Regions from separate parts of the Mus musculus genome. Here region 2 is linked to region 1. The links are chromatin loops, found by intact Hi-C in ENCODE. Cell type or tissue: left cerebral cortex. All regions are shown on one strand. Each heading gives the region's core, and the rest is flanking DNA. Links, peaks and the distances in the headings are about the cores only.

The links. Peaks named below come from ENCODE experiments on the same cell type or tissue, not always from the same donor. Only the 100,000 strongest peaks of a DNase experiment are listed, where the experiment ranks them.
Region 2: a loop joins it to region 1, with 9 times the contacts of the local background. A loop is called at or near these places in 2 of 42 quality-filtered maps.

Annotation. Positions count from the first base shown.
Region 1 is chr15:43,580,632-43,588,979 of GRCm38, reverse strand. No RefSeq gene overlaps it. Among named protein-coding and RNA genes, the nearest start is that of Gm41316, 81 kb to the right of the region's middle. In left cerebral cortex, for the core only: no CTCF peak of the experiment used is centred there; DNase peaks (open chromatin) are centred at 756, 1,613, 3,055, 3,504 and 1 more place; H3K27ac peaks cover 2,726 bases.
Region 2 is chr15:43,344,190-43,352,537 of GRCm38, reverse strand. No RefSeq gene overlaps it. Among named protein-coding and RNA genes, the nearest start is that of Gm33743, 16 kb to the left of the region's middle. In left cerebral cortex, for the core only: no CTCF peak of the experiment used is centred there; DNase peaks (open chromatin) are centred at 3,215, 3,587 and 4,204; H3K27ac peaks cover 337 bases.

The DNA.
Region 1 (8,348 bases), core at 170-8,169:
ACTTTTGGTTGACATTAAATTGAGCAAATGTTCCTCAGGTGGCAGTCCGTACTCTCTGCTCACTACTAAAAAAGAGATGGCTAGCCCAGATACATTAAAAACTGTCTCCATCTGACCCATTTCATGATATTTCCTTTTTAAAGACAATGCCCTTTTTCACTGCCAACTGGAATTTCATAAGCTTTGTGGCTGGCTTTTCAGTCCAAGCTATCATAGTGTGGCTGGTTCATCAACACAGACCTTGCCTTGTTTTATAACAGCTAGAGCAGTTATCTACTGACTTCATCCATCAGGAAATCTTCCCCAAACTGCCTAAATTCTTTTTATTTTTTCATGGTCTGAAATGGTTCCAAATATATTTTTTTTATATTAGGACTCTTCTTAAAGTATAGATGTTCTGGACATTAACAAGAAGTAATAAGAAGGTTATTAGTTATTCAAACTTAAGTGTGAATTAACTCAGCTAACAGGGAATTGACTTGTAAAATCCACTGGAAAGTAGAGACAGCAAAGCCAACATAAAAGAGATGATACTTGAACATATTGTGAGGGCATGTATCATCATTACTATTTTTTTGTTACATATAGAAAGAGCAAGTTGAATTCCCAGCAATGCAGAATTGGAGTGAAAAGGACTCCAGTTGATGAGACAGTTTGGCAGATGGAGATGTATGAATAGAGAAGTAGGCTTCACTTCATGCCCACTCAGTGAGTCATTTTCCTGATTACTGTGTTAAACCCCGCAGGTTTAACTTAAGTAAGGATATATCCTGGCTCACAGATGCAGAAGATATAAACACATTATGTGAGACAGGCGTAACAGCAGGAGTGTAGGCTGCTTGTAAAGGACACTGGTCACATTGCTGTGGCAGAGGAGAGCCACAAGCACTCAGGAAAGAATTGAAGATGGATATTATGTCCTCCAGGTATTGCACACATTTGGAAGAGTTCATAATCTCTCAAAACATCTTTATCATATGGGGAGCAGGTGTTCAAACAAATTAGCCTGTGGAGGATATTTCTTATATAAACCATAACACACATTCAATCTATTTAGGCTTCTTCTACAAGATTCGCTCTGGAGACTTTTGGTGAGACTCCTGTTCTTATTCTCAAGTCTTAGCTACTTGTAGAGCTACTGTCTACAATGCAGGACACAAATCTTCATTCTTTATTGCCACACTAACGCTAACGGGGTTTCTTCAACACTCACATTCACCAAACCACTGTTCCAGAGGCTGCTCTTCTTCCCATCTAGTGTCAAAACAGCATCAAACCGCAGCATATCTTAAGTGGGTTAGGTCCAGGAAATACCTACTGATCACAGCATGCTCACACTGATAGCCTCTTATTTCTTCATTGTTACGTGGAAAGATTTCTGTTGCATGCAATTTAAAGGAAACATATTATAAATCTTTTACATAATTATTGATTGAGCTGTATTTTTGTTGTTAGCTGTGTGAGTGAGAAAGCAAGATCAGGAGAGAAAAAAAGACAAAAGAAAAACCAAGACTGAGAAGCAGAGACAGAGAAAGAAAGGAAGACTTTACAATTCTCTTGGGTGATGTTCCTGATCTAGGAAAGAAAATGAGTCTTTGCTCACTTGCAAATCCTTCCTGAGTCCACATACTTGGCTAGCAGATTAGTTCTTGCCACTTCTCCTCCTTTTGTTGCTTCAGGTAATGTGGGACATCAGAATTCAATATTGGTGGAAAGGCTGTCCAGGGATGTCTTATTCAGCATTCCAATGTACGTTTCTAATGGTTACAAGGAAATGACATAATCACTTCATGGGGGGTTTTACCTTACCTGCATTGCTGCTCCTGGATATTTCCCAGCAGTGTACTAAGACACCTCTAAAACACATCAAACTCCAAAGAGTCTGAGTGTTTTTATCCTTAGCAGGAAAAAAAAACAAAACAAAACAAGGTTTCATCTTAGAATGTTTTGTTGAGGAGAACAGTGCTGGTGTTGTTTGTCTGTTTGTTTTTAGACACTGCTTATCCCCTGAACAGACATCAGAGTACTTTGTGTGTAGGATAATATTGGTAAAAACAATATCCTAGGATCTATGCATAGTGGTACAGACCTATAGTATTGGAATGTGAGAGACTGGGTATGAAAGATTAAAATTTTCAGCCCAGGCTGGATAGCAAGGTAAAGTCCAACCTGGGTTACATGAGCGCTCTGCTTCAATTTAAATACATTATTTAAATCACCTAAAATATTATTGCATTTATTTATTTATTTATTTATTTATTTACATGACTGTCTGTCTGTCTGTCTGTCTGTCTGTCTGAAGACGACTTGTAGAAGTCAGTTCTTTCTTATCCATTTGGGATTGAACTTGGATTTTCAGGATTGGCAGTTTGTGGTTTTTACCTACTGAGCCATCTCACTGACATCCCATTTTATTTCTTCTTTAAAATAGCATAGAAATTTTTATTATTAAAAGTAAATGCATGAGGTTATTTTAAAGATGTAGGTAAAGTACTTCTGAATAAAATTCAACAAAATTGAGACATTGACTTTTGTGATAACCAGAGAGATGAAATATAAAAGTTCTGTCATTGGGCATTACTGTGTGTCTTTTGCCTATGTTTACACTCATCTGATGGAGAGGCACTTGTCTGTAGGATATGACAATTATCAGGAAACAGATAATTTGTGGTATGAGCACTGAAGCAACATCTCTGGATGAAACCACTCTGGATCAAAAAAAAAAAACATTTTGCAGGCTATATTCCTGATAGAAATGTATATTGAGTTTATAGAATGGTAGTGTGTGTATAGAATTGTTTAGTGTACAGAGCTATAAAACCATAAGTGGGTTTCTTCCAAGAAAATTTGGCTTCCTACGTAAGAATAAAACCTCAGGACACAGTGTCTTCAGTGCTACAAATCTGCTTTGGGTAATGTTTCTTGCCTCACTGCTGTGGTTTTCTTGGCTTCGTTCATGCCTCTTTCATGCCTGCCCAATGTTGAGGAAGCAGTGCTCATCTGATTATGACATTTACTGAATCGTAGAACCCTATGAGAGCGGACTGCTTCCAAGTCATACCAAACTCCAGTGAGCTAAAAAATAATTGTGATTCCCATAAAAGAACTCAGAAGAAGTGGGTGTAGACTTAGTTAATTATAGAAAACAGAGAATGACTCATGCCATGTTAGTTAACATCAGCAAACTCAGTAATCATAGACTAAGCCTGCCCTGCTACAGAGTTAATGAAGTAAAGCAGTATTTGTTCCTTGTCTCAACAGAAAAATGACAGCAGAGCAATATTTGCAGTCACACAAATTCCAGAGCCTTAAACCATGTTATGGAAGCTTAGCTAGACAGGATGGAATAAAAATATTACAAGTTTGCCCTCAAAGGGTATGTGCAAATGTCATGGATACTATAAAGAGAAAAATCAACATTGAAAAATTTCCAAGGAGTAGAACTGAACAGAGCCGTTAAGAAAAAGGATTTATCATGAAGGGAAAAAAATAGACAAAGACTGGCAAACCTGAAATGAATCGAATTATTCAGAAGGCAAGTGCCTTAGCCACAGTACCGTGGAACTGTGGAGCAAAGAACTATTGGTGTAGTGAGAGGCTGTGTTTCTTTAAAACCCCATTTATGTTATAGAGCTAGGCTTTCATTTTAATCTGGTGTGGAATATAAGGCTGTTTCAGATTGTCCACAGAAGCTAACTGTGATTTGTCTCGTGCTCTGGCAAAGGCATAATTCTGCCATCTGAACTCTTAGAGGGGGGCAGCTACTGCTCCCCCAGCTGCTGCTGCTGGTTCTTATTGTGGTGGTTTGTCAATTGGTCATGAGCAAAAGCAAGAGAGGGAGAAACTGAAGATATCTCGATGATGGTTAGATTTGCCCCAAGGAACATAGGGTCCTTAATCACCAAGAAGTAGTCTAAAGAGATCTATACTCTCTTTCCCTCTTAACCTTCTTTCTCACCTACATAGTGTTTAGAGGTTGAAAGGGTGAAGAAGGGTGGTAGATATAAAAACCCAATAAAGTAGCCAAAAGACCAGTTTTTATAATTAAAGTATTTTATTATTTTGAATGAGCGATGTTAAAATGTTTTATTATTTTGAGTATGTTATAGGTGTTGTATTTACATCATTTCTGCCTCCTCTTCTCCTTCTAACACCTTCTATGTCTTTTACACTCAATTTCAAATTCATAATCTTGTCTTCCTTAAATAACACAGACACACAAACTCTCTCTCTCTCCATATAATATATATGTATATATGTATGTGTGTATAAAATCATAAATATATAAATTATACAAATTATACACACATATATTCATATATCTGTAAATGAATGTATATTTCATTAGCATGGCTCTTATGTACATATGTTTAGGAATGACCACTTGGGATTGAATAACCTATCAGGAAATGCATCCCTCGAGAAAATTGATTCTCCTTCTATCAGCAACCATTGATTGCCTAGAGGTCTTCATCTAGGGATGAGGTCATTCCACTATCATAAATAGTAATTTTTTCATATTTTTCATTGATTATTTGGGTGGTGATTTCACCTCATGAACCATGAACACACACACTTCCCAGATTTTCTGGGTCTGCCCCTGAATCTTGTGACCTCAACGTCCCCACAGAAGAAGAAGGAAGAGCAGGAGGAGAAAAGAGGAGGAGGTAGCAGAGGAGGAGGTGGTGGCAGAGGAGGAAATGGAGAAGAGGAGGGGGGGACAGGGGAAGGGCAAGGGGAAGAGGAAGAGGAAGGGAAAGAGGAAGAGAAAAAGGAAAAACAAGTCTGATTTGTGTTGCTCATGTACTCACTGAAGCATGGTCAAAGCCCAGTGACCAGGCCCTTAAATAAAACTGAGTTCTTCCTGCACCCCTGCCCTAAGCCATCAATTGGCCATCAATTGTAAAGAGCTAACATACTTAATACAATTTTAAGAGTTCTCTTTTATGGCTTTATGTCTAGGCTGTTACTCTTGGTGGGGAGGGGAGAGTAGAGGCTGTCACAGAAGTCTTGTATGTCCCTCTTTCTAAACTGTGAGCCTTTTGTCATCTATACCATGACAAAAGTACTTCCTTGCCTTTTACAGTCTGCAAGAGCACAGATCATGAACTTACTCATGGTTTTTGGTGTCAGCACAGACCATGGACATCCACATAGTCTCAGGCATTAGCTTGTGTCATGGACCCCAGCATTGTATCCAGTGAAAATACAGGCAAAATGCATCAACATGGCCTCATGTGGCAGTACAGCCCATTCACATCAGCATTGCCCTTGGTGTCAGCATAGCTCATGAACATCAGTGTGGCTTGTGGAGGAAACACAGACCACAGACATCCACATGGCCTGGGTGGTAACAGGCCATGGACATAAACACAGATCCTGGCTGCAGTAGAACCACAGACCAGATATCCTCAGGATAGGAATTAGTTTGGCTCATGGTTTCAGAAGTAACACTCTATGGTCAGCTACCTCCAGTTTCTGTGGTAAGACAGAATGCTTGGGCATGGGGGTGTGATGAATTAGAATTTATGGTGTCCAGGTTTCCAGGAAGCAGCAAAAATGGAAGAAATCAGAGATAGTACATTTTAAATGTACTGTCTCCAACCACCCCTACCCTTCACCATCTCCCAATAATGCCATTGAGTTAGAAATTCATCAATGTATTAATGTGTTGATAAAACCAGACTTCTAGTGGCCTAATCACCTGTCAGAGACTGAACCCACCAGCTGAGGGTCAAGCCTTCAATGCACTAGTCTTCTTGGGGTCACTTCACACCCAAGTCATATCAAAAGCTCATCAGTCTATCATTTGTTTCCAGGAGTTTTCCAGAACTTAAAGCTTAAAGTATTCTTGAATAACTATACTGGTAAGCCAGGCTTATTTAAATTTTGCCTTCTATTCACTAATTTTGGTAGATATTGTAAAAATAGAAAAAGAAAAATAATATAGCTTCAATCACAATGGTCAGATTCAATGCAAAAAAATAAAGTTAATTAATGCTATGAGTTGATTCAAAGTGTTGTAGGTCTTCCATCTAAGTCAACAGTTTCAGTAGAAAAACATCCTGATGATTCCCATCCTGAAACAAATAAACATTCTGATGATGATTAGATAGCTAAAGGGAAGGTGACTGCGTTTTCTACACAACATCTACTATGTATGATGAAAAGAAAAATGATTCAGCAGAACTCAATGATTTTCAAACAGTTCTCAAGGGGAGGGGGGGAAAACCCTGAGATTTCACACTGACACATTTCCCATTTTCTGCAAATGTCTGAATAGGATTTAATTTTATAAACATAATTAAGTAGTTTTAAAAGTTGCACTATTATTTGCATACTAAATTTTGAAACTTTGGGAGCCAGTAACCCTAAACTTCTGGAGCTGAATTGCATACAAGGTAGAATTCTTTCATAATATTTCTTTTTCCTGGAAAGAGTTGTTGTTAAGTCACATGGATTGTTTTCTAGACTTTTTAAAAATATCATTGCAGTAATTAACATTTTAAAGTTACTACAAAACAAGAAGATGATACTATGTATTTCATTGATGCAATTAGAGTTCATAGCAATACTATGAAATAAAACTATTATCCTTATTTTGTGACAGTACTAATGAAATATGAGATAAAGCAAACTGTCCCACATAAATAATGGGGAGGTGATTGACAGCTTGTGAGTCTGGCAGCAGAGGTAAAGCTCTTGGCTGTTGCCCTTTCCTGCCCTTGAAGATATCCACAGGGCAAAACTCAGCAAATTTGGCATAGACTAATTGCCTACTACAAATCATTGTCAGTGGAGGTAACAGAATGACAACTTTCCCCTCAACCCAAAACTTGATTGACTAAAGAGCATCAGTATTTTATGAACAAACCAACTCCACTTTCAATTTCAGGAACTGACAGAGTCCTTTACCTCTTAGGCAAGCTAGTTAGAAAGATATGATTTTTATTGTATAATTTTTTCATAATTTTTCCTGATTTTGCTATTACTTGTGCCCAGAGAAAATTTTCTCTCATTGTTGCAAAGCCAAAGCAATTTTACTTTGTTCCTGGCTTAATATCTTCAAATTGGAAATTTCTTGATTAATAATAACGTAGAAATTTTATATATATCAGTCCCTCATTCACACTTTGCAGATGCTTTACAAGTCCATCTCCAGCCTTTGAAAATTACATTTTTAATAATAAAAAGAAAAGTCCATGTGTTTTATGCTGAGGGCAGTACCTTGGTTTCTCCCCATCCAGGTCCCATCATGGGCAGCTCTGGAGTTTACCTTTTCTTTTCAGCAGTTTTAACTTTATCGTCTTCTGAAATCTACTGTCTCGGGAGTCAAGAACACAAACTGCATTTCATATGCCTTACACCTCTAGTTTATCTCCTCCATTTGGATGATGTAATATTCTGACAAAATTACAGGGCTTAAATGCATTCAGCAGCTTGGGTTCAAATAGCTCATTTTCTCTAAGGCTTTTTGTCTTTTTGCATCAGAGCATCAGCAGGACATTATTATATAAACATAAACTGTTGGAGAGTGTTTTCAGATTTCAGTGACATCATTTCTATGCACCACTTAGGAGGTTCTGTTTACTTTAAAAAAAAAAATATTTTCACTTTTTTTCTCATACTCAATCACATGGTTTTAAGTACCCAGTTCAGTGTCTAAAATAGACATTAACTGTTAAATACTTTGTTATATAAAATTAAATCTTTAAAATGCTTATTTGTGAGATGGAATCTTTCCTATTCTTACCTTGGGAGGGTGAAGAGAATATTCTAAGAAATCACATAGTACTTACTTTAAATCCCACAGACCTCTCAGAAAAATCAAACTGTGATCTTTAACTTATTAATCCACTGCCAAAGATACAGAGTTTTACAAAATAAATACATTTGATAGTGATGCCATTGCAGGACTTGGGATTCATATTAGCTGAAATCTTAGTGAAATTTATAATCCTGTTTACCTAACTTTGTTCAGACCTAGTTGTAGTACTTCACCTTCAGCATCAGGTCATAATACTCGAGACCAGACCTTTTAGACACCCTGCCTATTTCTATTTGCAACTCCAGTTTATTTGACCCTTAATACAGTTGATTTCAAATTTGTTAGCCAGCCAAGAATTTCCTTAGTCCATGGTGCTTACAAAGACAACTAGAGACACCATTTGTTCCAAAAATTTGATTAAGTGTTTTATATAGTTCTTTGACTCAACAGAGAATGATACAAGTTTTCAACAAAACTATTTTTTCTTTCAAACTCATTCCATATCATTGAGGTACCTCATGGACACTTTGAAGTTTGTGTTGAATGGAAATTTTTTCTTGGCTTGTTCTTTTATATTGAA
Region 2 (8,348 bases), core at 130-8,129, 240 kb after region 1:
GGGGGGGGGTTGAGGAGGCGAGGGGGGGAGAGATAGAGAGATAGAGAGAGGGAAAGAGAGAGAGAGAGATGAAAATCTGACTTCAATGAGTATGAAACTAATAACTGATTCAATAAATGAATAATAATTACTAATGCATAGTCCTGGAACTGTTTATCAACAGAGATAATTTAAAAATCATATATATTGACTATATCTCTTGCAACTGCATACTTTTAAGAGAATATGTATATAATTAAGAAGTATAACATGTTTTTACTGACATTGTGTTTTTATTTATTCCCTCAAGAAATATTTTTATACCACTTTTTATGTGCTTGGGTATAAAAAACACAAAATTAAGAGAGCTCACTGCTCTTATTAAAAGCCAAAGTTTATTAGTAGAAGTGAATAACTACAATTAAAGGGATTTCCACTCATGTTAAAAATAGAACAAGGCGCTACCTGACTACACAGGAGTTGCTGGAAGAAATAGATTTAAATAAACACCCAAGTCTAAAAAACAAAACAAAACAAAAAATAAAGTTCTTTTACATAATCATTTAAGACTCATTAGAACAAGGTCTCTGAAAACATACTTTATAACCTATTCAAAAAAAGTTTTATATGCCAAAGTTTTAGAAATTTACTTTTCTGTGTGTGTGTGTGTGTGTGTGTGTGTGTGTGTGTATGCATGAGCAGGTGAGATATATGTGCATGGATGTGGAAGCCAAATTTTAATCTCAGCTGTCATTTCTCATATGTCATCCACATTGGTTTGGGACAGGGTCTTTCACTATCCTTTAGCTTACTAAGTAGTATAGCTAGGCTGGCCAGTGTCGCACAGAGATCCTCCTGTTTCTGTCTTCCTGCTCTGGGATTATAAACATACAACAATATCATACTCAACTTTTAAAAATATAGTTTCTAGAGGATCAAACCTCAGGTCTTTGTGCTTGTAAGGGAAGACATTTACTAAGTAATCTATAGCTCCAGTCCTTCGGAATCTTTTCAAGGGTGTTTCTTTCCATTAATGCATTGTGAAAATTGCCAGATGCTGCCTTTAAGGATACTGCATTTTTCTGTCTTCTCAGCATCCATGTGCTTTATATTCTTTAATTACAGTGAACTTCCCCATGCCCCCCACCTCCTCATCCCCATCAGCTGCAGATTTCCATTCATTTTCATGGACAGCTAGCAATTATTCTTGTTCTTCCCTATACCTGATTCTGAACCAGGCAGGAACCCCAGTGACACAATAAAGACATCAACCTACCCACAAAACTTTCAACCCAAAATGTATCCTGTCTACAAGAAATGCAGGCACAGGGGATGGAGCAGAAACTGAGGGAATGGCCAACCAATAACCAGTCTGTATTAGTCAGGGTTCTCTAGAGTCACAAAACTTATGGAATGTTTCTCTATATTGAGGGAATTTATTGTGATGACTTACAGTCTGTAGTCCAACTAACCCAACAATGGTCAGCTGTGAATTGGAAGTCCAAGAATCTAGTACTTGTTCAGTCCCATGAGGCTAGTTGTTTCAGTGGAATCCTAAGGTAGGTTCCAACAGATGTGCTAGCTAGTAAGTGCAAGAAGGCAAAGAACAGTGATTCTTCCTTCTTCCAGTGTCCTTATGTAGGCCTTCAGCCAGAAGGTGTGTCCAGATTAAAGGTTTGTACCACCACTCCTAGATCTTGGAATTGCTTGTCACAGTATGACCTTGAACTCAGAGATCTTGCTTCAGGAATGAAGACATGTACTACCTTGCCTCAGCCTAAGCTTTTCATGGCCACTATGCTTCAAAATTTCCATGCCAAGTTTCTAGTCAGAAACTTGTGTCTTTCAGCCTCAATATCTGGATCATAGGTGAGCCTTCCAATTCTGGATTGTAGCTCATCCCAAATATACTCAAGTTGACAACCAGGACAGGGGCTGTGTGCAGGCTATGAGCAGGCTGTAAAGTGAATAAGTAAAAAATAATAATTAATTAAAAATACTGTCTTGATTAATAATTGAGGGAGTCACATCTTCCTTTTCTTATATAGTCATTGACTCCCTATTGAATTAAAATTAATTCCAAAATGCCTGTGAAATTATATGAAGCTAGCACTTTAGCTTCAAAAATAACAGGTTTCTGTCCTTTGACATATTTCACACTTTTGAAAATGAACGCATCTATTTCCCTTTGTCTTCCAGTAAAACTGCAGGTTACAATTTCTTCCTTGTTGTAACTTCTAAAATTGTCAGCCTAACAACACAAAGCACTCCTCAAACTTATAATGTCAAAGAGAAAATAGAAAGCTTTATTCTTGAATCCAACTGAAGATATTTGTGTCCAAATCATTTGCCACTTAGACAGCAAGCCAAACCAAATGTCTTAGTTGTTCCTGCACAAACATCATGACCAAGAAGCAGTTGGGGAGGAAAGGGTTTATTCAGCTTACACTTCCATACTGCTGTTCATTACCAAGGAAATCAGGACCGGAACTCAAACAGGTCAGAAAGCAGGAGCTGATGCAGAGGCCATGGAGGGATTTATTACTGACTTGCTTCCCCTGGCTGGCTCAGCCTGATCTCTTATAGAACCAAGACTACCAGCCCAGAGATGGCACACCCACAAGGGGACCTCCCCCCTTGATCACTAATTGAGAAAATGCCTTACAGCTGGATATCATGGAGGCATTTCCTCAACTGAAGCTCCTTTCTCTGTAATAACTCCAGCCTGTGTCAAGTTGACACAAAACTAGCCAGTACACCAAGTTTCACTGTAGAAATGAGCAACTGTAAAACATTTTTCTTTTGTAGTTATATCAAATAAATAAAGAACTGTATTAACATGGGCATTGGTTTATTTCAAACATGATTGGAGTAATTTGGGAGCTTGACTCTTCTGTCTAGAGAAAGCAAAATTTCCCAAATAAAACCTAACTTACTACCATGGCTTGACTTTTGTGTAATATTTATTCAAACCAGGTATAAATTATATATCAAATCCAGACCTTCTCTACTATTCAGGAGTTTATGGGTAATAAGTTATCAGATGGCTCCTTCAGTCTCTGTTAATGACAGCAAGAACCAATGCTGATTTAATAATCCCCTTCATGCCTTTCAGAAAGCAGTCATGATGTGGTCAGTTCTCAAATGTGTGCCCTCTTTGGCAGCACTCAAACAATCGTCTATGATGGAACAATGCCATGGGACTCTCAGCCTTCTGCATTTGTACTCAGACACGGAGTACCAGGCAGGTGAATGATAGATCAAAGACAGGACTATGCTCCATTCTCTATGCCTTCTCCAGCTCAACAACTTCTTTGAGCTTATCATCCTTAAAAGTACCAAGAAAATAAGAAAATCCTGCACTGGCAAATATGTTTTGATGATTATATGGGTCAAAATACTACCTAGGTTAACATCAAGAAATATTGAGTCTTTTTATTTTTGTGTCTTGTAACAAGGTTCTGGAAAGTTTTCTGCCAGCAATATGTATATATGTAAATATATATATTCCCTGCTTTATTTTCTATTTCTGCTAGAAAAGTCTGGGTAAGGAAGCTTTTCTATGACTCACATGCAGGACATTATGTTGCTAAGTATATTTTGGACACTGACAGAAGTGAGCTGAATATTTAAGTACTCCCCAAAGTCAATGCATGATTTAGGAAATTATGTATATTAGAATGCTATGCTGCAATATGATACATTAGGCCCCAGTGAAGCTGTGGTTCCTAATTCAGACGGTTTCAAGTTTCTCTGCTTAAATTTTATTATAGTGTAGATCATCGATATCAAGTGAATCAGGCCAACCATGGAACTGTTGCTAATAAGAGAAAAACATTTTAATGTATCAAGAAACCACTCTGTGAGGTTTTACACAAAACACATCTCCTACTTCAGAGACACTTGCTGGAGTTTTTATTAATTTATGTTTACCAAGGGCTTTTGCAAGCACCTTTGTTTCCAGGCTCTGAAGGTTTGTGATAACAGCATCAAACTGAACTTTCCACTGCAGAAATGGTTTAACTGGAGAAGGAGGCTCCACTTTACCACATTAGGATTGAAAGGTGATAATTTGGTTTGCAACCCCTTGTAGAGGATATTTTACTCTCAAACTAGCCAAGGTATGTAACAGAACCTTTTTGCAAACACTTTTCTGTTTTCTTCCTAATTAAAAATGCTGCCTCCCAAACCTCCTGCTTCTTACTCACAGAGCCAAAAAGAATCAACACCTCCACTCCTTCCAAGCTATTTGTTCTGCTAGTTCTGCTAGAACTTTGGCTTAAAAGCGTTTCATACTAGAACTTACTATAATTCTTTTTCTGTAGTACAGTCTTGGCTTCCTTGTCACATGTATACTCAGTACATTGCTTTTTATTAATTGCACTTCTTCATTGACAATTTCATACAAGTATCTAACACATCCTGACTACACTTGCCCCTGCCTTTCTTACACACTCCTACCCTGTCAACCCTTCCTTCCTCCACGCACATTCTTTCCCTGTGTTCATGTCTATTTGTTTTTATAATTTAAATTACATTTTTTATTCATGGGAGTGAGGAGAAACATGCGTGCCCTTTAGCCCATATAGAAAGCAGAGGGAAACTTGTGAGAGATAGTTCTCTCCTTCTGCCATGTGGATACCCAGTGATAGAAATTGGTGAGCCTTGGCAGCAAGTGCCTTTATGCACAGAGAAATCTAATTATCCTATATTTTTGTTTTGTGATCCACTGGGTTTAACCAGAACCATTTGTGTAACCAAGGGTTTGGAATGATCCAGTTGTTCCTAGTAGGCTCACCAGTGGGTACACAGATAAAGATAATGACTCTACTTTCCCAAGAATTAAGCAGTAGTCAATATTTCAGAAGGTAAGGGTAAGGCCTCCATCTGTGACCTGTCACCAAAAGGCTGTGAGGCTATTCCCAGTTGTCAACTTGACTATATCTGGAAGAAAATACAGTACAAAAATGGATGGCACACCTGTGACCCAGATCTTGAGGCATTTTGTTAATCTGGGCCATATCTTCTGCTGGAGGCCTACATAAGGACAATGGAAGGAAGAATTTTTCATCTATTTGCATTTACTTGCCAGCACATCTACTAGAGTCTTCCTTTCAGAATTCCAGCTTATACAGAAGACCAACTGAACCACCCAGCCTCATAGGACTAAGTAACTACTAGATTCTTGGACCTCCCATTCACAGCTGGCTACTATTGGATTAGCTGGACTACAGCCTCTAAGTCATTCAAATAAAAAATATATATATATGTATATATATATATATATGTATATATATATGTATATGTGTGTGTGTGAATATATATGAATATGAATATATATATATTCATTTCATAAGTTCTATAACTCTAGAGAGCCCTGACTAATCTAATACACTGGCCCAATTTTGTTAAAGTGTTGAAGGCCATGTGGGTACCAGTATCCCTGGTGATTTCCTGGTTACAATGGCTATTTCATACCCAAAAGATAGCATTTTCATCCCTTCTCCCTAACTTCAAGCCCTTACATTCTTCCACTGTGTTCCCAGAGTCTTAGAAGAGATGGTCCAGATATCCTGTTTATACCTATGCACACAACAATCATGCATTCTCAGCACCTTGAGCAACCATGTCATTTCTTCATTTAACACTAGTGGTTTACCGCAAAGAAAAAGCATCTCTGATATACAGTAGATACTCCTTATATTCTTAAAACATATGCCCAAAGGCATGTAACCAGTTTTTCACACACTCCAGATTAGCTATATCTTATCCCTTCTTCACTCAAACACAAAATAGTTAATCAGAATTAGCCACTCTTATGGTCACCTTAACATACTCTAAGTATTCTTGTATCACCTTAGCTCTCTAGTTGGAGGTAACCACATCGATGCATCATGTTGTATGAAGTAGAAACTTCTAGGTTCTTTGCAAAGTTAGTTATGTCAAATGATGTTTTGCTGAGGCACGCAAGTGAAAAGATACATTGATATAGAAAACATGTAAAAGGACCCATGATATAGGAGTATAAATATGACCCCACAAACAGTGGGAGACAAGAACTGAGCATTGGTTTGGTTTGCTCCACCTCACTACTCTTCTCTAATGACACACATGTATTGGTTCGCCTAAGGTAACATTGTTGAACTCAACTTGTGATAATGCCACCATTGAAAGAAACTTACCCAAGAACTCCTTGTGAAGTACCTATGGAAGCTTGGCACTCTGCAGCCTTACCTCAGGCCAGTTGGCAAGCCTTGGGGTTCCTTCAGGATTGAACTACAGCTGCTGGTTCATGTGTGGTGTCTGCCAAACTTGATAACTGGAATGCAGCTGCTGAGTCATATTTGTTGTTTGTTATAGGACTGAACTGCTGAGAAAGAAGATCAAACTCACTACCGGAGGATCCAGCAATACCTCTCCTGGGCATATATCCAGAAGATACCCCAACTGGTAAGAAGGACACATGCTCCACTATGTTCATAGCAGCCTTATTTATAATAGCCAGAAGCTGGAAAGAACCCAGATGCCCCTCAACAGAGGAATGGATACAGAAAATGTGGTACATCTACACAATGGAGTACTACTCAGCTATTAAAAAGAATGAATTTATGAAATTCCTAGCCAAATGGATGGACCTGGAGGGCATCATCCTGAGTGAGGTAACACATTCACAAAGGAACTCACACAATATGTACTCACTGATAAGTGGATATTAGCCCAAAACCTAGGATACCCAAGATATAAGATACAATTTGCTAAACACATGACACTCAAGAAAAATGAAGACTGAAGTGTGGACACTATGCCCCTCCTTAGAAGTGGGAACAAAACACCCATGGAAGGAGTTACAGAGACAAAGTATGGAGCTGAGACGAAAGGATGGACCATGTAGAGACTGCCATATCCAGGGATCCACCCCATAATCAGCACCCAAACGCTGACACCATTGCATACACTAGCAAGATTTTATCGAAAGGACCCAGATGTAGCTGTCTCTTGTGAGACTATGTCGGGGCCTAGCAAACACAGAAGTGGATGCTCACAGTCAGCTAATGGATGGATCACAGGGATCCCAATGGAGGAGCTAGAGAAAGTACCCAAGGAGCTAAAGGGATCTGCAACCCTATAGGTGGAACAACATTATGAACTAACCAGTACCCCGGAGCTCTTGACTCTAGCTGCATATATATCAAAAGATGGCCTAGTCAGCCATCACTGGAAAGAGAGGCCCATTGGACACGCAAACTTTATATGCCCCAGTATAGGGGAACGCCAGGGCCAAAAAGGGGGAGTGGGTGGGTAGGGGAGTGGGGGTGGGTGGGTATGGGGGACTTTTGGTATAGCATTGGAAATGTAAATGAGCTAAATACCTAATAAAAAATGAAAAAAAAAAAAAAAAAGAAGAAGAAGATCAAGCTCGACCACAAAGAACTATTGCTGAACAGGCCACTTCCCCCATATGCTAATAACGTTTCTCTTCCACTACCTTTGCTGGGTAATAGAATAGAGAAAAAGTTGAACCCTTATTTATTTATTTATTTATTTATTTATGTTTTTTGAGACAGGTTTTCTCTGTATAGCCCTGGCTGTCCTGGAACTCACTTTGTAGACCAGGCTGGCCTCAAACTCAGAAATCTGCCTGCCTCTGCCTCCCGAGTGCTGGGATTAAAGGCGTGTGCCACTACGCCCGGCAAGTTGAACACTTATTAAAAGTAGATTGCAAAAAAAAAATGTATGCCTGCAGTCATGTTTTCTTTTCCTAAACATCATAAGACTGTTTTAGGCATCTTTTCCTTTTGAATGTAGTTTCAGCCCAGTTGTTGCTCTGACAACCAGTTGTTCAAAAGTATAATGTGACAGGATTCGTTTCCATGACAATAAAGTCTTGTTTTCTTCATTAGGGAATTATTGCTACAATACTTGTGGGAACTGGCTTAGCTATTTTCGAGTTACATATAAATCTGGATGTGTATAGTTAACACAGTGAGAGGCAAGAGAGTCTCCTCTCAGCCATCCTTCAATAGGATAACTGTAGAGTATATTTCATACAGCTGCTCAAAACTGTCCTCATATAATATAAATCATTCTATGTAATTCAGTGAATATATAACTACATTTTTGTATAAAGTCTATGGCAGTGGTTTTCACCCTTATTAATGCTGTATCTCTTTATGTTATTAACCTCGTGCTATGGACAACATATAAACTATTTTCATTGCTACATCATAACTGTAATTTTAATACTAGTATGAATTATAAATATTTATGTTTTCCAATAGTCTTAGGTGACTCACCTTTGGTTGACTCCTCCTAACACATACACACTCACAGGTTGGGAACTGCTGATTTAGGGATATTTTTGTTGTTCG